Regions from separate parts of the Homo sapiens genome. Here regions 2, 3, 4 and 5 are each linked to region 1. Evidence: chromatin loops called from intact Hi-C (ENCODE). Cell type or tissue: mammary epithelial cell. All regions are shown on one strand.

The links. Peaks named below come from ENCODE experiments on the same cell type or tissue, not always from the same donor. Only the 100,000 strongest peaks of a DNase experiment are listed, where the experiment ranks them.
Region 2: a loop joins it to region 1, with 2.5 times the contacts of the local background. A loop is called at or near these places in 4 of 110 quality-filtered maps.
Region 3: a loop joins it to region 1, with 9 times the contacts of the local background. A loop is called at or near these places in 82 of 110 quality-filtered maps.
Region 4: a loop joins it to region 1, with 10 times the contacts of the local background. A loop is called at or near these places in 3 of 110 quality-filtered maps.
Region 5: it touches region 1 in a loop (9-fold over the local background); 7 of 110 quality-filtered maps call a loop at or near these places.

Annotation. Positions count from the first base shown.
Region 1 is chr3:186,239,122-186,244,121 of GRCh38, reverse strand. It overlaps DGKG (diacylglycerol kinase gamma), which reads left to right. Exons shown (of 25, transcript NM_001346.3): 20 at 1,554-1,618. Among named protein-coding and RNA genes, the nearest start is that of DGKG, 120 kb to the left of the region's middle. RefSeq lists an enhancer at 1,819-1,868. In mammary epithelial cell, CTCF peaks have their summits at 1,385 (motif pointing left), 2,111 (motif pointing right) and 4,562; a DNase peak (open chromatin) is centred at 1,441; H3K4me3 peaks cover 885 bases; H3K27ac peaks cover 629 bases.
Region 2 is chr3:186,074,966-186,079,965 of GRCh38, reverse strand. It overlaps ETV5 (ETS variant transcription factor 5), which reads left to right. Exons shown (of 13, transcript NM_004454.3): 7 at 1-149. It overlaps ETV5-AS1 (ETV5 antisense RNA 1), which reads right to left and starts at 796. Exons shown (of 2, transcript NR_046594.1): 1 at 625-796. It overlaps LOC124909470 (a long non-coding RNA gene), which reads left to right and starts at 157. Exons shown (of 2, transcript XR_007096205.1): 1 at 157-934; 2 at 1,752-3,144. RefSeq lists a silencer at 2,204-2,399. In mammary epithelial cell, no CTCF peak of the experiment used is centred here; no DNase peak of the experiment used is centred here; H3K27ac peaks cover 900 bases.
Region 3 is chr3:186,538,023-186,543,022 of GRCh38, reverse strand. CRYGS (crystallin gamma S) reads left to right here. Exons shown (of 3, transcript NM_017541.4): 2 at 3,426-3,668; 3 at 4,055-4,580. The coding sequence ends at 4,327. Among named protein-coding and RNA genes, the nearest start is that of CRYGS, 3.9 kb to the left of the region's middle. In mammary epithelial cell, a CTCF peak has its summit at 2,323 (motif pointing right); DNase peaks (open chromatin) are centred at 1,912 and 2,312; H3K27ac peaks cover 271 bases.
Region 4 is chr3:185,941,020-185,946,019 of GRCh38, reverse strand. No RefSeq gene overlaps it. Among named protein-coding and RNA genes, the nearest start is that of TRA2B, 5.5 kb to the right of the region's middle. In mammary epithelial cell, a CTCF peak has its summit at 2,324 (motif pointing left); DNase peaks (open chromatin) are centred at 2,339 and 4,879; H3K27ac peaks cover 57 bases.
Region 5 is chr3:186,001,209-186,006,208 of GRCh38, reverse strand. No RefSeq gene overlaps it. Among named protein-coding and RNA genes, the nearest start is that of TRA2B, 66 kb to the right of the region's middle. In mammary epithelial cell, a CTCF peak has its summit at 2,933; no DNase peak of the experiment used is centred here.

The sequences.
Region 1 (5,000 bases):
GGTTCGAGACCAGCCTGGCCAACATGGCGAAGACCCGTCTCTACTAAAAATACAAAAATTAGCCCGGTGTGATGGTAGGCACCTGCAATCCCAGCTACTCAGGAGGCTGAGCCAGAAGAATTGCCTGAACCTGGGAGGCAGAGGTTGCAGTGAGACGAGATCATGCCACTGCACTCCAGCCTGGGCGACAAGAGCAAAACTCCATCTCAAAAAAAAAAAAAAAAAACACAGAAATTTTCATATAAGAAATAGAATTAATATGCATTTGATGAAAATTCAAAATTCACTGCATGGAATTTCAAGTGTTTTGTAGCCATGTATTCCAGTAAATGGGTTTGTATATTTTTCATTGCAAAACAAATCTAGTCAACTCCCTGGTTTCTGTGTCACCCCCCATCTCCGGCTCAATTAGCCTGTTTATTTCTGAAGCCCAGCACCTGCACCCAAAGTACCAGTATGGGGCCTGAGCGGTGAAGGGGCGTTACACATTCTTCTGCTGGAAAATGAGACCATTGTCGAGGGTGGAAGACCGAGTTTGAGGAGGAAAGACAAGTTCCGTTTCAGGTTTGAGGCTTAGGGTTGGCTCTAGAGATTGACACTTTGGAGCTATCATCATTCAGATGCTGGTAACAGCCACGAGAACTCACGAGATGGCCACGGTGTGGAGTGGGGGCCGCAGGTAGAACCCAGGGTTAGGGAGTTGTGGTCAGAGGATGGAGAGCCCAGGAGCACAGTGCATGACAGCCATCCTAACTGTGAGTGCTGGAGTGCAGGGGGCCGCTAGTGTGGCAAAGGGATGTGCTAATAGGAGGGCAGTGTCCACATGATGTAATAATGACTCTTATTGGCCTTGGAGGGAGTCCTTCGAGTGAAGTGATCAAGAAGCAGAAGCCAGAGTTTAATTTTGTTTTATTATCTAGTAAGCATGTTATCCAGTGCCACTAATTATTTCTATTGGTGTGGATGGTTAAGACTTAATATCTAATAGCATCTACCAATGTCAGGTTTCTGGTTTTGACAATATCCTATAGTTATATAAAATGTTATCATTGGGGGAAGCTGAGTGAACGGGACCTAGGAACTCTATGCTATTTTTGCAACTTAATTGTGAGTCAAAATATTCCAAAATAAAAACTATTTTAAAAAGAACTAGTATGGAAAGTCATTTCCAGAGACTCATGCTCAGCCCCAGACACAGGCTCCTGATCTCTAACTGCTCACAGACTCTCAGTCTCCCCAGAGGGCAAAGGCTTTCCCCTTCACTCACCCCTGAACTATCTATCTGTTCTCAGCGGGTCCGGGCTAGAGTGAAATAGCAAGGACTCCAGAGTCAACTGGCATAGGCTGTAAGAGTATTGGTGGTGCTAGCTCATCCCCCTGGAGGCAGTGTTGAGCCTCTGTTGGCTCCGCGGATGTGACCTGGAGCCCCACCATGCGATAGATAGAGTCCCAGGGTTGGCATGACTCAGCGAGTGCATGCGTGCGTCCCTTCCCTCCGCACTGCACTGTCATGACCACTCACCAAGGATCTGCTTTGTCTCTTTCACTTTCAGGACGCTTCCATTGCACACAGATTCCATGTGATGAGAGAGAAACATCCTGAAAAATTCAACAGCAGGTAAGCTGCAGGCCCGGCTGCGCTGCCACCCACCCAGTGTGGCCCTGGCGGAACAGAGGCCTTTCACCTGCTCTCTGGAAATTTTCCCAGCCAGGGCCGCTGGGGACTTGGCCTTCCTGCCACTTGCCGGAAGGAGGGTTTCCATTTCCAAGAAAAAAAAAAGTGTCAGAAACTTGGCGCAGGCTAACTGCCTGTCCTCTCCCAAAGGATCTGTGCAGAGGGCAGGGCTGGAGGGCAGGAGGTGGGTATGAAGGGCCTGCTTTTGCAGGGGAGGAGGTGGGAGGGCGTCTGCCCTTGTCTAACTGGAACCCCCGTCCTGAGTCTCTGCTGCTTCCAAGTACAGCGCCTCCAACCCCAGCCCCTCATGATTCTTTTGGGGAAGAGCAGGGAGGCTGGAAGAGACCCTAGCTTCTGTCGGTCTCAAATGGGAGGAGGTGGCAGCTCCGGGACTTGGACCAGGAGGACCAGAAGGGTGTCTCCTTTGCCTCCCCCGACAGCAGAGGGCAGCAGCAGAGAGGTACCTGCAAAGGCTGGAGACCCGGAACCCACTAAGTCCCAGCCTCAGCCTGGGCACTCTGTGAAGTCACCAAGTTAGGTTCAAAAATGAAAGGAAAGAGGAAACCAGATCATTTGCAAGAGAAAGCAAACCCTTCTTCCTTGTAGGATGAAATTTGCCAGAACTTAGTTGTGACTGACGTATAGCTACCCCTTTCTCCCTCTTTCCTTCTTTGTCTGTATCTTCTCATTAGTCAATTTTCATTCTTTCTTTCTTTTTCTTTGTTGTACTATTTCAAGATGACCACTATTTCAGACACTGTTCCCACCCCAACCCTAGGTAGGTTGGGAGAAGAATGGATAATGATTTGGACTTTGTTTTTGAGCCTAAAGGTGTTGACTTTTATTTAGCCCACAGAATTGTCTTTTTATTTATTTATTTATTTATTTATTTTTGAGATGGAATCTCACTCTGTCACCCAGGCCAGAGTGCAGTGGCGTGATCTTGTCTCACTGCAACCTCCTCCTCCCAGGTTCAAGCGATTCTCCTGCCTCAGCCTCCTGAGTAGCTGGGACTACAGGCGTGCACCATCATGCCTGGCTAACTTTTGTATTTTTAGTAGAGATGGGGTTTCACTATGTTCACCAGGCTGGTCTCAAACTCCTGACCTCAAGTGACCCGTCCTCCTCGGCCTCCCAAAGTGCTGGGATTACAAGCAAGAATTGTCCTTAAAAGAGAGGTTAGAGTGTTCATTGAAGACATTCATTTAAAGCCCAGGACCCATCATTTTCATCACTGGCCATTTTCATTCCTACTCTTTGTCCTGACCCCACAGCCTGAGAAGTCAACCAAGAAGAAGGAGGTCTTTTTAGAGGTCAGAAACTGAACACTATAGCTTCAGAAAGAGCGATCTGTGGGATCCGATAGCAGCTGAACGAACCTTTTAGGAAGTGCATCCTGCCACAGCATCTTCTTGCTCTCACACACACAGACTATACACACTCACTGCACACTAGGAACACGTGTACTTCCAGCCCCTGATACTATAGTCACAAACTTACAGTTCAGATGATCTCCTCTAACGGTCTTTTGCACTCCCAGATACACACAAACCACTTTTTTAAAAAGTACTCCTCTTCAACCCATTCCTCAGGCTTTTAAGGTCCTCTTTTCACACAAGTATCTTTTTTTTTTTTTTTTCATGGAGTTTCGCTCTGTTGCTCAGCCTGGAGTGCAGTGGCGCGATCTTGGCTCACTGCAACTTCCACCTCCTGGGTTCAAACAATTCTTCCGTCTCAGCCTCCCAAGTAGCTGGGATTACAGGCACCCACTACCACACCCAGCTGATTTTTGTATTTTTAGTAGAGACAGTGTTTCACCATGTTGGCCAGGCTGGTCTCGAACTCCTGACCTCAAGTGAGCCACCCACCTCAGGCTCCCAAAGTGCTGGGATTACAGACTTGAGCCACTGCACCCGGCCTCACACAAGTATCCTTATACGTACTCATGCACATGTGCCATATGCTTGTGAAAGCCACGGGGCTCTGTTCATTCATTCATCCATTCATTCAGCAGATCTTTTGAAAACGTAATGCACACCAGACACTGTTCTACAGGCATTTTGGACAGACGCATGTAGGGGACTCACAGCCTGGTGCTGGAAACAGGCTGGAAAGCAGATGTGCAGAATGGTTTGTGTTAAGTGATGTAACTGGAGGTGACCTATGGGAGCAAAAACCAAGGACACGAAACGTGGCATGGAGGGTTTTCCAATGACAGAGACGCCTGAACCAAGACACGGAAAAAGAGGAGGGCAACACAGGGAGAAGGAAGCAAATGTACGAAAAGATACGAAGGAGTGAGAGGGTGCAGTATACTTGTGGAAGAGCAAGATGTTCAGTGTGATCAGTTGTATGGTCTCGGCAGAGGAAAGAAACCAAACATCTGTAATTCCCAGAAAGCAAGGAAGCAGAGGGAGGGAGAAATTTCTCCATATGCCAAAAATCAATAGGCAGGCCAACATATGACATAAATAGAGCAATCATCCATCACCCACATGATTAAGTACAATTAGAAAGACACATCCGTCAGAAAAAAAAAAAAAAAAAGATTGTAGCGTGCATTTTAATGCAAAGTATGAACAAATTCACTGTGATCTGTAGAACTGTTTTTCCTTCTCCCTTCCGAGATCCTATAAACAATACTTCTCTCTGAGGGTAGGTTCTCAGCTCACTCTTCACCTGACTGAGGTCAAGGTAGCATGGATGACATGGTGACAGGCCCACGGATTTGCACGTAAACCTGCGTGCTCGCCTAACAAACGAAGACAGAAGGGCTGAGGTAGCACCTATTTCACAAGGTCACCGAACGCTTCCTATGAAGAACTTTGCATACATACTGCTTCTACCCTGCCTATTCGCCCATGTCTAAAATACCCAGGAGTGCCCAATTTGTCCACTGAGAGGCAGGCAAGCAGCCATTTTCTTCAGGCTTCCTTATTTAGCATTGGAGATGGTTTTAAATAGGCAGGTGGTTGTTGCCATGGTTACCCCATTACACCAGCGGCTAAACTTAGGAAAGGCCGCAAGGCATAGGAAGAAAGCTTGATACCCAGGATTTGGAAATGTAAACGGCATTATCAAACAAGGCCTATTTTACTCAGCTGAACTGAGGTTCTCCAAAGAGTAGTTACTGCTTGGCCGGAAGCCTTTACCATTACTGCCCAGGTTTGGACTCTCAGGGATAATCTTGAGGTTAAATCTTGGGAGTTGTCATTGCTGTGTTTTGTTCTGTTTTGTTTTGTTTTCAGCAAGGGAGAGTGACTAGTCAGGTCCGGAACACTTACCAGGAAACCGGAATCATTCACGTTGCTGATTCCCTTTTCTT
Region 2 (5,000 bases), 160 kb after region 1:
CCAGTTCAAGGTGTGGGCCCCGCCCCCGCCCCCCATTCGCTTCCAGAGCCTGGACCACAGCAGCAAACATTTGCGGTCCCCCGACCACCACATCAGCCCCTGCAGATGCCAAAGATGATGCCTGAAAACCAGTATCCATCAGAACAGAGGTGGGTGTTGATCTGGGCTTCTTCCTTAATTGTCTCCCTCACTCCTATCCTTTCTCACTGGGAGAGGGGAAGCAGTTTGTCTTATTTACCAGGTTCCTAAAAAGTTATCATTACATTGAGGCAGCTTGTGAGGCAAGACTAATGATAATACGAATATGACTGTTTATATACCACCCTGTTCCCAAGGTACTCCAGATGGTTGATGGACTACGACATCCTTATAAAGTAGGTAAGGGAGAGGTAACTGGTATTCTCCCGTCTCACAGAACTAGAGGAAGAATGACTTGCCAGGATAGTCTTGTCCCTCACTGAGGGCAGGTTCCTGACTCCTCATTGGATGCTGCCTACTATTAATAGAATTGAACTTCAGTTATTACCATTTCACTTACATATAAGGGACAATTGCTGATTTATACAAGGTAATATTACTTATCTGATTTTAACATGTTTTAACAGTAGGAGATTAGCTAAGGACCTTATTTGTACATCTGCTTTTGAAATAGAAATCTCCTGGTTACACTGCAGGTGGTTTTTACATTTCTACAGGCATTGAGGCATCAGGAGTAACTTGTCCAGAGTCATTCATTTGTCAAAAAAGTGTGTGAAGGGAACCTTCTCTGCACACTCCAAACCTGACCTCTTTATCTGTGGTATTCTAGAATCTCGGATGCTTGTGGCCTTCTTTTATAGAAGATGTGCTGGGGGCCTGTCTTTATTTCAAGTTTCTCTGGGATAGGGGGGTAGTTGTCAACAATATTACCAAAGGATGCAAGATGGTGGCCATGGTATTTCATATCTATCTATCTTGTGTTAGGTGGATCGGTGTGGGGGCCACAATGGGGCGGGAGTGGGAAGAATATATGAGTATACCTTTCCCAGGCCTGGTCCATTCCAGATGCCTACCAGTATTTACTTGGAGGTCATTTTATTTCTAGATGAAATGCAGGGGAAAAAATAAGGTCCCTTTGTCTGGTTCTGATCCCCTTCCCGTTTTGCTCTGAAAGTCACCATTAAGAACGGCAAAATATGGCTGGTTGCTGTTTATTCCTTGGTTAGGCCAAGGAACACGAACGCCTGTGTTACACAGGGCTCAAGGGGTGAGCACTGACGGGGTTGTGGGGGGCTGGCTCTGGAGTGGGCCTCTATTGCCACCGGGGACTCATCTGGAGGACACAGCTGCCGCTGAGCTTTTGGCAATTGTTACCTTGTACTAACAACCTGTACTTGTGCAGAAGAATTTGGTTACTTGGTTTTTTATGTAAAAATTGTAGACTTTTTTTTTTAAGTTGGCAACTAATTCAAATTAAAAACAACACCTCTGCAGACTAAACAAAACTTCTCTGGGCAAAATCACCCTGCAGGCCTGCCAATTTGTGAACTCTGGCCTAGATATCATTTTTATTTCAATGGTTTTTTGGTGTTTTTAAACAGCATCTTGCTGATTTTCTGCAAGGGTTATGGGGAAATTGGGGAGGAAGTGTGGGGTCGAGTATATATTCAGTATTTGAAACTCTTAGCAAACTTCTATTTGTTATACCATGAACTGTAAAAGAAAATTCCTTTATCTAATATTTCCCCCTCAATCCTTGTTTTTTATCCAAGGGGCTTATGTAACATACTGTATTAACAGTTAACTGAGTTGGGAGACAAATATCCTAGTTCTCCTGGAGAATTGGGAGATGGGTAGCCCCAGTCTCAGCTGTGAAATAAGCCTGTCTCCAGTCCACCCAGCCCCCTGAGAAGGAAGGAGTTTTGGATTCCTGGGATTGATGAGTTATTTGCCCGTGGGTGTTGAAAGGAAGAGAGGAGGGAACCAGAATGCAGGTATTTCTTTTCTTGGGTGATTCCTCCTTGAAGTCTGCCTGTGCATTTTGGACTTACTTCTTGTTATACTCTGCCTTTGAGACTGATGGGTCTAAAATTCAAAGCTCTCACACACACACTGGGGTGATACAGAGATCCTTGAGGTAATTGAGGTGAAGGGGGAGGAATTCTGTAGGTGACCAAATCGATTACAAACAACACTGGGCACTTGGATTTCCACTCAAGAGTGCTGTCCTCTCAAAGTTGAAAGTGCACAGGAGTCCCCATGGGAGTGTGGAGCGGGGATTTTCAATGCAGAGTCCTTGTTAACATTCAGAGATAGAGTGTGTGGGCCTGGGGCGGGGCCTGGATATAGTCTTGTCACACTTTGAGAAATTGTGATCCAGCTCTCTCTACCCTCATCCTTATTCCACCCTACCTTTATTTAAAGCATGTATTACCAAATTCTATTCCTACTGCCTTTGTCTATTAATATGGTCATCCACGTGATATCTATGTGACATAAAACGCATCAAAAACGTGACAGTGATTTTTCTTCTAGATACTGGATAGTACACAGAAAATGAGACAGACCAAAATCCCTGGTTTGATATTTGTAAAAGTAATAGAAATTACAGTCATGGATAATATCAAGCTTCATAATCACATATTTAATAACTTTTATGCCTGCCCAAAAGTGGGGCAGATTACTTTTATTGGTGACTATAGGTTGTCTCTTGGCTTAGAACTTTTTATTAAGATTAGAGGGACTATTACTTCAAAACGAAATCCCTAATACAAATATATGGTATTTTGCATGATAGAAGTAAAGAGAGTCTCATTTGAAACTTTTAACCGCCCTGTGACATAGGCAGAGTGAAAAAACCCATTTTATAGGTTAGAAATCAAGCCTCAGCACAGTTAAAGGACTTTCTAAAGCTCACATAGCCAAATACAGGGTCCTACATTCAGCAACCAAAAACTTCCATGACGTGTAATTACGCCATTTGTTTCAGTTATGATTTTATTTGGGCTGCTAACATCCACTAATGTCTACTATAAAAACTGAGTAATTGACCTTGATAAATTTGTTTTGACCTTGAACATTATCTGTTTTTTTATTATACTTTTAAGTTCTATCTATCTCTTCAACTACAAAATCTTAATAAATTCCTACATCATTTAATCCAAACCCATGTGCTTAACATGTGTCTTTTTTGTTTTGCTGGGTGTGCCGTATCTGTTCAGTTGAATAGAGTAAGCTCTTTGAGGATAAAAACCTGTGATTTAGACTCCTTTCTTTAGGCCACATTTAGCCTTGTACCTTATTTGTCCTCAGTATATGTTTATTGATAGTGATAAAAGTTTGCTAAAATTATACCGTAAATAGCTAAAATGTAATCTAGTCAAAAGTACACCCTTGCCACACATGGCGGCACACACCTGTAGTCCCAGTTACTTGAGAGGCTGAGGTGGGAGGATCACTTGCCCTCGGGAGTCCTGGGCTCTGTAGTACACTATGCCGATCTATCAGGTGTCCACACTAAGTTTAGCATCAATATGGTGACCTCCTGGGAGTGGGGACCACCAAATTGTCTAAGCAGAGGTGAGCTGGCCCAGGGGTCAGAAACAGAGCAGGTCAAAACTCCCATGATCTCATTGTGCCACTGCTCTCCAGCCTGGACAACACAGTGAGACCCCCATCTCTAAGAAAATAATGAAGAAAGAAAAAAGTACATTCTTAATGTTTTATATAGTCTTAGCATGTAATTCTTCACAACTCAATTTATTTTTAGAAGATAAATACTGTGTTTGAAAGCCATGATTTATACCAGTGATTTCCTCCCCACAAGGAGAGGGGAAAAGACATGTAATTTGACATGTTCAGACATGTGCCACTTATCCTGAAAGACCAGCTGAAAAAATGTTTTTTCCTTCAGCCTTCCCAATCTTGTGAGTTTTCTCATTGTGTTATTTATGATGTTTACATGTGCTGGGTGGAGGAACTTAGAAAAATATTCCTATAGTACTGGCCGTATATATTTTTGGCTTTTATTAAACCGTATCTCATTATATCTTGAGTTGAGGAAAGCCCTGCAATTCAACTGAAGAAGCTCCACTAAGAAAAATGTATCTCTAAGAATTTTGGAATACACTGCTTTCTCACTTACTTGACATCAACCAAAGAGGTTAAAACCCAAGAAGCAGCAACATTTAAGAAAATGCTCCTGTACCTGAAGAATCCTCTGCTTCTGGATAGCCCCTAAGGGCATCAGTATTGTGGTAGGCTAGCATGCTGTAATTGACAGAACAAAATGTGTAGTGCTGGAGTCATCAGGAAAAGGTCAACTGGGTAGTGTCTTCTGAAGGAGGAAACAGCCTAAGCTGTTTGAGAATGTCAAGAACGTCTGCTTCGGTGGTTATTATTGAGGATTCAGAGCTTAAAGGGATGGGCTAAGTTTTCTGGAATTTTGATTTAACAAAAACTACCAATTCCTTAAGGATGCTAGATAAATTAAGAGATTTTATATACTCGTTTTTCCTCTTGTTTTTTCTTCCTCTCTTAAAGTTCATTACCCTTAAAGTAAATTGCTATTCATTTTTTGTCCTTCAGATTTTGTAGTACAATAATTTTTAGAGAGGAATGAACTTGACTGTAAGTCACATTTGTAGCCTGGCCTGGAATAAAGTGAATGTGCCTGATGCATCTCTTCTCCAAGTGCCTGTTAATAACATGTTGTGTATGGCAGCACAGATTCACTTTGGGATCTGAAACTGAGTTTCATGGATGCTTAATGGATCCTTCTTTGACAGACTGAATGATGTTCTTGTAATGGTTAGAGTGCGTAGGTTTTTTTAGTTCTGAGTCTTAAGAGGGTTTGTTTTTAGCATTTCATCATGTTTACTGTAGGCTTCTTGTTACCTTTTAACAAGCTAAAGGACATTTCCTTTTATCCCCAGTTTACTGAAAGTTTTTTAACATGAACAGAGGTTGAAATTCATTAAACATTTATACTGCCTCTTTTGGGGTGATCAAATAATTTTCTC
Region 3 (5,000 bases), 300 kb before region 1:
AGGTACCTGTTAACTTGTTCTGTAATTTATTAGTGCTTGATTTTTTTTTCATTGGAAAATAGAACTAATAATCATGCTTGTCATTCAGGAGGTTTGGGGAGAAAAATTAGTGTCTTCAGTGCTCTGAGGTTCTTGAAAATATACCATGCAAATCCCACTAAAAAAGAATTTTTGGTCCTTAGAGGAGGGATATCCATGTATCTTGAGGTAAAGCTGTTCTACAACCATCTTAGATGAAAACATCTGCTTTTAAAGATTTGCAGAGTAGTAATAGTGTACTCTTTTTTATTTATAGATGAGTCGTTCATTTAGTTAAATAACTTTTGCTTGCTAGGGTAAAGGAGATAGTAAATTATTTCTTACTTTTTCTCATTGCTTCTTCCTTTCCCACTATCTTGATAGCAGTTTAATCAGAGGAGTTATGGGCTTGGCAAAAGGAATAGATTTTACTAAGTATGTTTTCATTACTTCTGGGATACTCAAGATATTTTTCTCTCTGCTGCATTGGATTAGTAGGCCATTTTTCCAAAAATAAACCTGATAATGATAGGAATTTTGTAATAATTTCTAGGAAAACTTTCTGCACATTTCTTTAGCCTTCTCTACAAAATATTTTGCCCAAAGGTCAAAACCTCTAGGCTGACAATAGCATGGATTTCATGGTTATTCTACAAAAAGAAATTGAGCACAGCTAGGTGCAACATTCTCTGGCTCTGAGATATAGAAGGTCTCCCACTGAAAGGAGAGCTTAGTCTTGGAGCTCAGTAATGATTCCATAGCAACAGGATGAGGGCTTTGTTTCAACTTTTGGATGGTTGGCTGGTCTCCTGGGAGGGTGGACATCAGGTGACCGTATCAGGCATCATGTATCTTTTTACTTAGCAGATATTGATAATTAGTCACGCAAATGTGCAGAAGGCAGTAAATGTGAGAAACTATGAAGTGAAATAGATGGTATTATTAACTTCATTTCCCATAGGATATCTTTTGCAAAGGCTCTTTTTAGTGACTTGTTTGGTCAAAAACCAAAGGCAAATAGAACATATGAATTAAGGAGTTTAGAATCTATCCATTCTTAGAGAAGTTATTTGACTTTCCTAAAGATCTCTCCACAGGTCATGAGGAAGAGCCCCTGAGGCTTAGGCCCAGCCTTGGTCATTGTCCAAGAGAGTAAGTGCTGCCATGTTAAACGAAGCTAACTGGGCAGGCAGAAAGACAGCAAAGGAAAATAAAGTGAACAATAGTTTACTCACCAGGAGTTTTGCACTGCAGCCCACCAGCTTGTCTGCAACTAACTTGTAACTAGGTAGTGACATTAGGCCAATCACTTAACTTCTTCATCTGTAAAAACTGTAGCAAAAGCTTATTGCTAATCATGAGTCAGCTATTCAACTAAGTACTTTATCAACATCCCCTTGGACCCTCAGAGCATACCGTCTGCAAGAGACACTATCATCCTGTTTTGCCAATGAAGAGCTGTAGAGAAAGGTTCATTGCCCTGTCCAAGGTCACGTAGCAAGAAAGCAGTAGTATTGAGACTTTTCTTTTTTTTCTTCATCCGTAAACTGAGGTACCATATATCTAAATCTGTACTGTGCTAAGATGGGAAGGGAACTGAAACACATAAAGAAATTTGGGCAGGGGATAAAGGAGAGGAAGTAGATGATTTAGGGGTGGGAAGGAAAAGGGACCCTTTTAGGGAACAGGAAAGAGAATAATTGAGATAAATGGGAAGGGAAGGGAAAGATTAAGGTGGAGGGAAACAATTATTAGTATATTAGTATCTAGATAGAAAGAACTACCCAGGATAGAGGAGAATGAGATTTTATAGCTTTTTATGAGTCATTCTTCGTTTCTTCCTCTCATTCCCTCCATCTAATTAGTCACCAAATCCTGAAGTTCTTTACTGTTTTCTCATCATCATTCACATTGGAGTTGCCTTTTGGTTGGCCCTCATCATCTCTCACCTGGCCCACAGCAGCCATCCGTTTCTAGGCACACACTACTAAGTCCAACTCACTCATAATCACCAAAGGGATTCCAGCATGATTCTGGTGTCATTTTTCTGGCTTTATTTTCTAGTACTTCACCACATATTCAATATGTACTGGACTTAATGAACTACTTATTGTCCCTATAATGGGCCATGTTCTTTCACTTTATTCTTTTAAACATGTTTGTTCCTTTTCATTTGCCTCTGGAAAACACCTACTTATCCTTCAATGCTCAGCTCAAAGATCCTCTCAAGACAGTATCCGGCTCTGCTCCTTTCATCTGAAATGACTCACATAGTTTTCGCCCGTGAAATCCATAAAGTAAATCAGCCACAAGGTGGCGGCATAATGCCAGGTAATTAACGGTTCGAAGCATGACACCTGTGGTTTCAGTTTATAACCTAGCATTGATCTGAAATTCCATCTTAAAAAAAAAAAAGATGAAAAGATTGTGGAATTATTGAATAACAAGGGACAAGCTCTGTAGCTCATTTGTAGTTTTCATCGTGGTTTTCAGGAACTGCTTGGTGAATCCTTGGGAGTTCCTAGGAACTCTGTCTCCTGTTTCAGCCAGAAAAGCTCTGAGAGTTGTTTTAAAGCCAGAACTTCCAGTCTGCTGTAGTCTTCAAATAGGAAGCTGAAGCTCAGAGAGGTGGCTGGATGAAGATAGTAAGGCTAATTGTAGAGAGGGAGCTCTGTAGTCCAGACTTACTGTTTCTGCTTTCACAGGGCTGCATATTTTTCAGTGCCATCAGAGACTTACCCCAGGCATTGTGGTAGAAACTTGATAAGCGTTGGAGGCAAAGAGGATTCTTATCATTTTGTTACTTTGCAACTACTCTGTTGGCAATAAACTAATAATAAAGAACATGATATGATACATTTTCATGTATGAAAGCTCTACATCTATCTAAAATAAGCTCTGTAAAGCTAAGGTTCATGCTTTATTTTTCTCTATGTATCCTCCATATCACCTAGGAGTCATCTTCATGAAACAATTATTGAAGTCAAGTGATGGGCACAGAGGATTGATAGCTCAAATAAGGCTTGGTACTTGCCCTTGGAAAAAGTATGCTAGGATTCTGGTGGGAGGGGTAGACATATAAATGGATAATTTATAATATGATGTAAGTACAGAGAGCTGTGGGAACATAAAGGAAGGAAAATGAACTTGAGTCTGAGACTGCTCACTTCTATTAGAGCCCTCTTCTGTTTTGCTTCATGTTCAGCCTTCAGGAAGAACTCATTTCTGTTGTTGACAACTGAAGTTGTCTGTCAGAAAGCAATGTTGTAAGGTGACGTACAGCTACATATTTTTCCTCAAAATTGAGGTGAAAGGAATTTCTAAAGTAGGCATTATGTTCTTAATTTTTATCTGTGAATTAAGCCACCCAGCTCCTCAGCTCTTTCTCTGTTGGCCCTCTACTTCAGATTACTTTCTATGAAGACAAAAATTTTCAAGGCCGTCGCTATGACTGTGATTGCGACTGTGCAGATTTCCACACATACCTAAGTCGCTGCAACTCCATTAAAGTGGAAGGAGGCACCTGGGCTGTTTATGAAAGGCCCAACTTTGCTGGGTACATGTACATCTTACCACAGGGAGAGTACCCTGAATACCAGCGTTGGATGGGCCTCAACGACCGCCTCAGCTCCTGCAGAGCTGTTCATCTGGTGAGTCTGGGGACTGTGTACTCCCTCTGTTTCCCACGCCCTCTGTCCGCTTTCTCTTGCTTTTAGGTGAACATTTTCTTGAGTCTTCTCTACCTCTTAATGAGTAGCTGCTTGTTGGCTGCTGAGGCTTGAGTAACATCTTAGAGCAGCTCATCACTAGAATGACTACACTAATTTCCAGGGTGCTGTCTCTGCCTCTTGAGTGTTTTGAAGAATTAATTTTTTCTTATTGAAAGTTAGCTGTTTTAGTCAGTACATGGTGAGATGGGAGTTCAGATCATCTAGCTTTCAAGGTGATAAGTTCTGAGCAATACTGTTCTCTAAGTTCTTGACCTGCTGGTGATTTCCATAATGGTTTCTGTTCATTTTCTCCTGTGTCTTTTCAGCCTAGTGGAGGCCAGTATAAGATTCAGATCTTTGAGAAAGGGGATTTTAGTGGTCAGATGTATGAAACCACCGAAGATTGCCCTTCCATCATGGAGCAATTTCACATGCGAGAGATCCACTCCTGTAAGGTGCTGGAGGGTGTCTGGATTTTCTATGAGCTACCCAACTACCGTGGCAGGCAGTACCTCCTGGACAAGAAGGAGTACCGGAAGCCCATCGATTGGGGTGCAGCCTCCCCAGCTGTCCAGTCTTTCCGCCGCATTGTGGAGTAATGACATGAATGGGGCCATATTCTTCCTGGGGCCCAAATGCTGGCTGGCCTTGTGGTCCAAATAGGCATCATCAATAAAACAGTTGGCATGCATCCCACTGCTGACTATAATGCCTCTCCTTAAATGCTTCTAGGGACCAGCAATACAGTGCTCGCCACAGTGGGCAGTCACACAAAGCTACCCATCTGCCAGATCACCAATCTAGATCTTTGTGCCAAACAAAATGAGATCTCATTAAAAGGTTAGAAAGTCATACTGACATGTGGTGGTTCCTTTAGCTTATGTTTTGCATTAATTCAACAGGCACAGTAATAATTGCTACCATTTATTGAGTGCCTACATTATTTCATTTTCTCCTTACAACCCTGTGAGAGGTAGTTTTTCGGTATTTTATAAATAAGGAAACTGAGAGAAATTTAAAATGTGCCCAAATTCACCAGTTGGTGGATGGAGGAGCCAGGATTCAGTCCAGGCTACTTCTGCTCCCAAAGTCATTGTTCTGCTTTCTAACACATACATTCAACACATTGGCTGGAGATCTGTGCATATAGTGTCTGTAGAAGCCCCTGAAAATTTTTAAAGGTAGAAAAGACGGGGTCCTCTGATGTTCCAGTTGAGGGGACAGAGTGTCTATCAAGAACAGCCAGTGAAAATAGGGTTATTATTTGAAAAT
Region 4 (5,000 bases), 300 kb after region 1:
ACAGCCTGAGCAACAGAGTGAGACTCTGTCTCAAAAAAATAATAAATAAAAATTAAAAAATAAAAAATATGTATAGCATGATTCCATTTGTTTATGAAAAGAAAATTTTAAGGCTGGGCTCAGTGGCTCATGCCTGTAATCCCAGCACTTTGGGAGGCCGAGGCGGGTGGATCGTGAGGTCAGGAGATCGAGACCATCCTGGCTAGCATGGTGAAACCCCATCTCTACCAAAAATACAAAAAATTAGCCGGGTGTGGTGGCAGGCACCTGTAGTCCCAGCTACTTGGGAGGCTGAGGCAGGAGAATGGCATGAACCCGGGAGGCGGAGCTTGCAGTGAGCCGAGATCTTGCCACTGCACTCCAGCCTGGGAGACAGCAAGACTCCGTCTCAAAATAAATAAATAAATAATAAAAAAATAAAAATAAAAATTTAAATTTATCTATCTAAGGTCTAGAAGGTTATGCACTACATTTTTTAACTAGGGTGACCTCTGAGGAGCGAGACTGGGAAAGAGAGGATAGAAAATAGGGTTTGCATTTTTCACTTTGCACATTTCTTATTGTTTGAATTTTTATCCCCACCCTATATTAGTAACATAATAATAATTCTAAGACAAAACATTTTCTTCATATGTTTAATGTTTGAGCTCTAAATTTTGTTATTTGGGTATTCTAATTTTTATTCTCTTCCTCTCTTTCCCAGATTTATCTTAAGTATCTGGAGAAAGTCTTTTATTTCATTCTTCTCTCTCTCTCTTTTTTTTTTTATTTTTTTGAGAAGGAGTCTTGCTTTGTCGCCCAGGCCGGACTGCAGTGGCGCTATCTCGGCTCACTGCAAGCTCCGCCTCCCGGGTTCATGCCATTCTCCTGCCTCAGCCTCCTGAGTAGCTGGGATTACAGGTGCCCGCCACGGCGCCCGGCTAATTTTTTGTATTTTTAGTAGAGACGGGGTTTCACCGAGTTAGCCAAGATGGTCTCGATCTCCTGACCTCATGATCCGCCCACCTCGGCCTCCCAAAGTGCTGGGATTACAGGTGTGAGCCACCGCACCCGGCCTCTCTCTCTTTTTTTTTTTTTTTTTTTTTTTTTTTGAGACAGAGTTTCACTCTTGTCACCCAGGCCGGAGTGTAATGGTACGATGTCTGCTCACTGCAACCTCTGCCTCCCAGGTTCAAGTGATTCTCATGCCTTGGCCTCCCGAGTAGCTGGGATTACAGGCATGCACCACCACGCCCGGCTAATTTTTGTATTTTTTAGTAAAGACAGTGTTTCACAATGTTAGCCAGACTGGTCTCGAACTCCTGACCTTAGGTGATCCACCTTTTTTAGGGTTCAGAACATTGAAAGTGATTGGTTGTTTCAACTCAATTATCTACAATACGTAGCCATAGTCAGCATAGTAACTCAATGTTGTTCTTAATTTCCACTCAGTCCTAAGCTGGTTCGTGAAGACCTGCCTTAATGAAGTCTCAAAGTTTTTGACTTCCACATTCATACTTCCAAGTAGTGAGTGGGTGTTCAGTCACTTTTTATACAGAGATGCATTAGTTCTCTGAGAGCACTCCTACACCACTCCCTTGAAGATCTCACTTACACAAAGTAAGGTTTCCTTGACTATCTCTATACTAGTAATTTCATTTCCGTATATTCCACCCAGCTATCCCCTGAGCCCCAGACTGCTCTAACCAGTACTCACTTGATGTCTCCATTTGGAGATGGTACCACTGATACCATTAGCTAGGAAGAAAAATGAGGTCAGGAGGGATAAAATGATGAGCAGTTACTCTAGCTTCCGTTTCTCCTTCACCTCCACATCTCAGTAGTATTTTGAGAGACCACTCCTGGCAAAAATTCTGAATCAGTCTGTCCATTCTGAATTCTGATGTCTCCAATCAGGAGAGATCAAATACACAGTAATTTGAATAGGGGAAGTTACATATATGTAATTACTAACTATAAGTTAGTAATAGGGGTACTGAGGTAAGTGAGGATGGGGTAATGACGGATTAACTAGTAAGAAGTAAAGAGAACTCTTAATAATATGGGAATAGCAGGTACAAGGAGGAGCCCTAGCTCTAGGTCTGAGATAGAGTGCCCAAGAAGAACCTCCTTTTCCCTCAAGAGCTCAGATTCAGACTTTGGAGCGGGCACAGCCATGGATCTCTGGAACACAGAAAACTTGCCGTGATGCCACACTGGCAGAACTTCATGAAAACCTGCCCCTGGGATTTTCCAGAAACCTTTAAGGTGTCAGGGACAGTTGTTTATGGGGTGCATCTCACCTACAAAGCTATCTGATGTGGCTCCAGGAGAGGCTGCCCTCTGCTGGTTGCTGCTGGGAACTACACACTGCAGGAGCCAGACACTGAAGAAGCTGCAAATGTTACGAAACCTGGCCAGGGGTGGGAACCGGTGCTCTAGAGGCAGCTGCTGGCTACTAGGTGCTGCTGACTGCCAGGCACTGCAGGAGCCGGGAAACTAGAAACACTGTCAGCATACTACAGAAGCTCAGTGTTGGAGAGAGCTATGCTCTGCAGGAGCTGGTCCCTGGGGAAGCCTCATGTGATGCAGGAGCCTGTGGCACACACACAGGAATCAGGAAGTAAAAGCTTTCCTCCTGTAATGCCTGTCCAATTCTGACAAAGCTTCTGTGCCATCTGGGAAAGAAAAATATTGAAAGGTTCCAGATCTGTTTTCACAGAGCAGGCAAAAAGTATGAATTGGGAGCAACTAGCACAGCAAGTCATCTCCATCCTCTCTAACCTCATTGGCCACTGCCTTAGGTCAGGTTCACTCACTTGCTTGCTCTTTTTATTCCTTGTCTGGACTGTTGAAAGAGTCTAGGAACTGGGCCCCTGGCCTGGCTGCCACTGGCCCAAAGGATGACATGTGAATGTGAAAAAGGAGGCCCTTCCTTCGGGTGTACAGAGCACAATGCCCGGCTCTCAGCTCTTACTGACCCTTGCTAGGTACACCGGGCACAGCTCAGAACAGAAGCCTGGCTCCTCACCTGCTCCCGGTCTCCAATCTTCCCTGCTCATATCACTCCTCAAACCCATGCACCACACTGCCACCACTTTTCTCAAACTTAAAATTGAAAGTATAATTCACCTTTTCAGCACCCCTCAATACTTCTCTACTGCCCATTAAATAAAATCTGAACTCCTTAGCTAGGCATACATGGTCATCTGTGATCTGCTCCTTGCCTGTTATCCAGTATGTTGAATGACTAAATGAGAGAAGGCAAAACAAAACAACAACAAAAAAAACAAAAACCCCACTAAAGACAGAATGCACTAGTGAATCCCAGGGCAGAAGTTGAAAATTAAACAAGAAATGCTGGAGGAGAGAGTCTATGACTCTGGAAGGAGACAACAACAAACAAATTTGAGTGCAGCCTCTGGCTTGGCTCTAAGCTACAGGAGTAAGCCTGTTAGACAGCATTCCCTGTTGGGTGCATTATTTTCTCTGTATATATCTCCCCTACCAGGACTAGACATTTTTGTTGTTGTTGTTTTTGTTTTTTGAGATGGAGTCTCACTCTGTCATCCAGGCCGGAGTGCAGTGGTGCAATCTCGGCTCACTGAAACCTCCACTGCCCAGGTTCAAGCGATTTTCCTACCTCAGCCTCCTGAGTAGCTGGGATTACAGGTGCCTGCCACCACGCCCAGCTAATTTTTGTATTTTTAGTAGAGACGGGGTTTCACCATGTTGGCCAGGCTGGTCTCGAATTCCTGACCTCAGATGATCCACCTGCCTCAGCCTCCCAAAGTGCTGGGATTATAGATGTGAGCCACCTCACTCAGCCTAGGGCTCAAGGTTTTTACAGTCATTTCTGACTATCCCTTTCCCCATATTCCTATCACATTGGCCAGTCAAGCCCACCCTTTCATAGTCTCCCTACTCCCTGCTTAGTCCTCATTCTTGCTGCCTTGGGAATCTAATCCTCACTGCCTCATATTTACAGTACTGGATCCATATCCCACATGGCCACTCATTCAACAGCATGGCCCTGCGCTAGATGCTGGAGACACAGACATGAATGACACAAGACCTGCAGCCTGACCTTCCTATCTTTGCCAGGACAATCTTGCCTACTTTTAGCAAGTTAGTCTCCTGCTCAGGGACCTCTAAAGGCACCCTGATGCCTACCCAATCAATTCTAAATTCATACGTTGCTTTCTTTTAATCACTCAACAAGTACTACTAAAGGCTTACTGTGTGCCAAGCACTACGTATAAGGCAGTGGTCAAAAGAGGCACTGGCCCTGCCCTTAAGGAACTTATTATCTAGTGTGGAAGACAGACATAAAAACTATATTCACAGAAATAATAATGCAAATAGGGCTGAGCGCAGTGGCTAATGCCTGTAATCCCAGAACTTTGGGAGGCCAAGGCGGGCAGATCCCAAGGTCAGGAGATCGAGACCATCCTGGCTAACACAGTGAAACCCCGTCTCTACTAAAAATACAAAAATTAGCCGGGCGTGGTGGCGGGCGCCTGTAGCCCCAGCTACTCCAGAGGCTGAGGCAGGAGAATTGCTTGAACCCAGGAGGCGGAGTTTGCAGTGAGCCAAGATCGCGCCACTGCACTCCAGCCTGGGCGCCAGAGCGAGACTCTGTCTCAAAAAAAAAAAAAAAAACCCACAAAGAAATAATAATGAAAATAAAATAATTATATAATTATTATTCTTTAATTATAGTTGTGAGTAATATGAATGTCAAGGGGTGCCATAAGAATGTATAAACAAGAGATCTAATCTAAGCCAAAAAGTAAGATAAGGCCAGAGATCTGAGTAGGAGTCCAGGTTTAGGTGTGTGTTGGGAGTACAGGTGTTCTCAGAAAAAGGGGACAGCTCATTCAGAAGTTATTTAGTCACTTGACACTTGAGTCATCACCAAATCTCTGGATCTCAGGTACCTCAAATATTGATTCTGTTCTGGATGACTATTTTACCAAACAAGAGCCAAATTGCAAGCTCTTATAACTCAATAATAAAAA
Region 5 (5,000 bases), 240 kb after region 1:
ACCTACAAAATGGGAGAAAATTTTCACAACCTACTCATCTGACAAAGGGCTAATATCCAGAATCTACAATGAACTCAAACAAATTTACAAGAAAAAAACAAACAACCCCATCAAAAAGTGGGCGAAGGACATGAACAGACACTTCTCAAAAGAAGACATTTATGCAGCCAAAAAACACATGAAAAAATGCTCACCATCACTGGCTATCAGAGAAATGCAAACCAAAACCACAATGAGATACCATCTCACACCAGTTAGAATGGCAATCATTAAAAAGTCAGGAAACAACAGGTGCTGGAGAGGATGTGGAGAAATAGGAACACTTTTACACTGTTGGTGGGACTGTAAACTAGTTCAACCATTGTGGAAGTCAGTGTGGCAATTCCTCAGGGATCTAGAACTAGAAATACCATTTGACTCAGCCATCCCATTACTGGGTATATACCCAAAGGACTATAAATCATGCTGCTATAAAGACACATGCACACGTATATTTATTGCGGCACTATTCACAATAGCAAAGACTTGGAACCAACCCAAATGTCCAACAATGATAGAATGGATTAAGAAAATGTGGCACATATACACCATGGAATACTATGCAGCCATAAAAAATGATGAGTTCACCTCCTTTGTAGGGACATGGATGAAATTGGAAATCATCATTCTCAGTAAACTATAGCAAGAACAAAAAACCAAACACCACATATTCTCACTCATAGGTGGGCATTGAACAATGAGAACACATGGACACAGGAAGGGGAACATCACACTCTGGGGACTGTTGTGGGGTGGGGGGAGGGGGGAGGGATAGCTTTAGGAGAGATACCTAATGCTAAATGACGAGTTAATGGGTGCAGCACACCAGCATGGCACATGTATACATATGTAACTAACCTGCACATTGTGCACATGTACCCTAAAACTTAAAGTATAATAATAATAAAATAAAAAAAAGAAGCCCTTAGCAAATTATTTAAAAGAAAATAACAGAGGCTGGCAAGATTGTGAAGAAAAGGGAACACTTATATACTGTTGATAGGAGTGTAAATTAGTTCAACCATTGTGGAAAGCAGTGTGACAATTCTTCAAAGAGCTAAAAACAGAACTACTATTCGACCCAGCAATCTCATTATTGGGTATATACCCAAAGGAATATAAATTATTCGGCCATAAAGACACACGCACATGAATGTTCGCAGCACTATTCACAATAGCAAAGACATGGAATCAGCCTAAATGCCCATCAGTGACAGATTAGGCAAAGAAAATGTGGTACCTATACACCATGGAATACTATGCAGCCATAAAAAGCATGAGATCACGTCCTTACATGTATGGAGCTGGAGGCCATTATCCTTAGCAAACTAACGCAGGAACAGAAAACCAAATACCGTATGTTATCACTTATAAGTGGGAGCTAAATAGAGAGAACACATGGACACATAGAGGGGAACAACAGACACTAGAGCCTCCTCAAGGGTGAAGGTTGGGAGGAGGGAGAGAACTATCGGGTGCTAAACTTAGTTCCTGGGTGGTGAAATAATCTGTACAACAAACCCCCGTGACATAAATTTACCTACATAACACGCCTGCACATGTACCCTTGAACCTAAAATAAAAGTGAAAAGAAAAGAAGGAAAGAAAATCTGCTTTAAAAAAGAAACCCACAGTGAGAACAGGTTTCAAAGGGGCTTTGGAACCTCGAGGCTGGAGAATTCCACAGTCGGTATTAATCAGGCCTTCCCCTTCATGCTTCCTTCTTCCTAGACACCCCCACTTGTCATCCTGTGCTCTCTTTATTCCATTTTAAGATTCTCCTTTACCTCTCAGTGTCTCCCTACCCCCCAGAGAGTAGAAACTGTGAGAACTATGAAACTATGAGAAAATAAGAAAACTCATTTTCGTAACCACCCACCCCTTAACCAGCCTCTAACAAGTTCAATAAAGTCAGGATTTATTTAGTTTATTTAATGTAAAAGCATGTATGAGAGAGAATGCAGAGAAATGATCATGCTTTTGTTAGGCTGGTGGAACTGAGAGAGCATTTTTAAATTTTCCTTTTATGTTTTGTTTTACAGCCTTTTTTTAAGGTAGAGTCAATTCTCAGACAGGATTTCACAGTGGTATCTGAAATCAGTCTCTGGGCATTTACATTGCATATAAGTAAGCAAGTTTATCTGGCATTAAGACAAGAAAAAACATTTTTAGAAAAAAGTAAGAAAAAAGACCTTATTCTGTAGATATTCTAACTTCTTGTAAAGTTGCAATAATCATGTGAGTGAGAAAGAAGCCAAACATTCAGACACCTTCACATTCAGTGTGACTGTTGTTTTATGATCGCTGGAGTAGGTCTGACTGTCAGACACAGAGCAAGCACGCGAAGTGTGCGATAGTGCTGGACACCCACACATTTTTCATTGTGAGCCACGGTGAGTCTGAAGGGTCACACTTGGCAGAGTAGCAGAGGACCTACCTTGGCTAGGACTCAAGTTCACACTGAGGCTTCATTTATTTCTTTTCTCCTGTTGTCAGTAATTCTCCAAAATGTTCCAGTTTTATGATATGGCTTTTAAGGGAATTAAATTTGAATAGCACAAAATTGTATAATTATCTTACAATTCCATTGCAATTATTAGCAGATCCAAGTCTGCTACATCATTATTAGGTAATAATGATGATGATGATAATAATGACAGCTAACATCCATAGTCTGTTTACCATGCACCAAATACCATGCTAAGCAATTGGGAAGATGATTAGGTCTACCAGCCTGCTATCATGTGTGTTAGTTACTTAGCATAAAAAAAATAGAAAAAAATCTAAGAATTTCAGGTCAACCACAGTTTGGGGGCAGATGAGTCACATTTAGCTCCCAGAATACATATTGGATGCATGGCCCCTAAAGCAGTGCTCACGCCCCCTCATGGCAACAATAGGCAGGAGCTGAATTTTGAGGTTCCCTTTAGACAGGGCATGTGCTTCCTAATTCACCACATCCCCACAGCTCCCTGTCGGGCTTATATCCAGCCCTCTTCATTCACTTACATAGTTTGCCTATCTTCTATATGTTTGAGTTTTCCACCCCCAAACCTAGACAATATACCTGCAATTCAGGCATCTGCCACTAAATGGTACAATGCCAATAGGCAGGCATAAGGCTAGCAGGGACATTGGCAATCATATGGCCTAACAGTTTTCCCAGCCTTTTTATGGGAGTCGAGTATTTCTTCCAATAAAATGTTACTCAAAGGTCCATTGTATTAGTCCACTTTCACACTGCTGTAAAGAAATACCTGAGACAGGGTAATTTATAAAGGAAAGAGGTTTAATTGACTCACAGTTCCACATAGCTGGGGAGACCTCAGGAAACTTACAATCATGGCAGAAAGTGACGGGCAAGCAAAGACCTTTTTCACATGGCGGCAGGAGAGAGAATGAAGGAGGAACTTGCACATTTATTAAACCATCAGATCTCGTGAGAACTCACTCACTATCACGAGAACAGCATGGGAGAAACCACCCCCATGATCCAATCACCTTCCTCCTTCAACACATGGGGATTACAGGTTCCTCCCTCAACACATGGAGATTACAATTTGAGATGAGATTTGGGTGGGGACACAGAGCCACACCATATCACCCATCTCTAAACACAAAAAAGAAGCTCTTTTGGCTGAGGATGGGGTAACTCCCAAGAAGTACCCAACCCGCTTGGCCCTCCATCCTTCTCCCCAGCACCGCTTGACATTTTAGGGATGCTGGCAACAGAATTTAATCCCCTCGTCCAAAGAAGAGGGCACAAACAAGTGAAGCTATCTATCCTCAGTCACACAGCTAGTTAACGGTAAAGAAACGTAGTCTCTGATAAATAACTCAGTATTTGGCAATTCCATCCACTAAAAATTTGTTGCATTTGTAGAAAGTAAAAAATAATAACAATGACTAATAATAGTTACTATCCATCTACTTTTTTCAAAGACCTGTTGTTATTCCTTGTCATATACCAGCAGATATCTTTATTAGAAAAGTTTAAACTTAATAGTCAATTATAGAATTATAAAAGTACTCAGTTTTATACTGATCTGAAAGGAACATTGAAAGTTTTTTTTTTTTGTCTCACCTCTTCATTTTACAGACCAAGAAAATGAGGAAGTGCTTGAAACCAATTCCCCCTCTTAAGTGTTCCAAGTTATCGTCCTGTTCAGTATATCAAGTACACACTATTACATCTGGACTTGGTGGTCAGAAGCCAGAAATTTCTATTTTAACCAGTTACTCCATGAAAATCATGAACCGTTAAGATATAAATTAAAGTTGTGATTTCTTTTTATGATTCTCTTCCATTTTTGAAGCACACACTCTCAGCTGGGGATTCAAACATCTTTTTACTCCAGAAAGTGCATTTATAAACTTATGGGAAGATATTCCAGACTGAACTTTTTCAAGAGAATTCAAGTCAAACTTCTGTGGTCAAAGAGTTTTATGTTAAAATTTCCAATTCATTGCATTGTATACCAATACTTTGATAAAATGCACTAGAATCAAATTATTAGACACAGGTACAGAAAGACAAACATGGCATGTTCTCACAAATGTGTGGGATCTAAAAATCAAAACGATTGAACTCATGGAGATAGAGAATAGAACAAAGGTTGCCAGAGGCTGGGAATGGTAGTGGGGGTTGGGGTGGATGGTTAATGGGCACCAAATAATAGAAAGAATGAATAAGACCTAGTATTTCATAGCACATCAGGGTGACTATAATCAATACTCATTTAATTGTACATTTTTAAATAACTAGAAGAGCATAATTGGATTGTTTGTAATACAAGGATAAATATTTGAGCGGATTAATACCCCATTTTCCATGATGTGATTATTATGTATTGTACACTTATATCAAAATATCTCACATACCCCATAAATATATATACCTGCTATGTACCCACAAAATTAAATATTAGAAAATTTTTTAAATTATTAGACAAATAAAATTT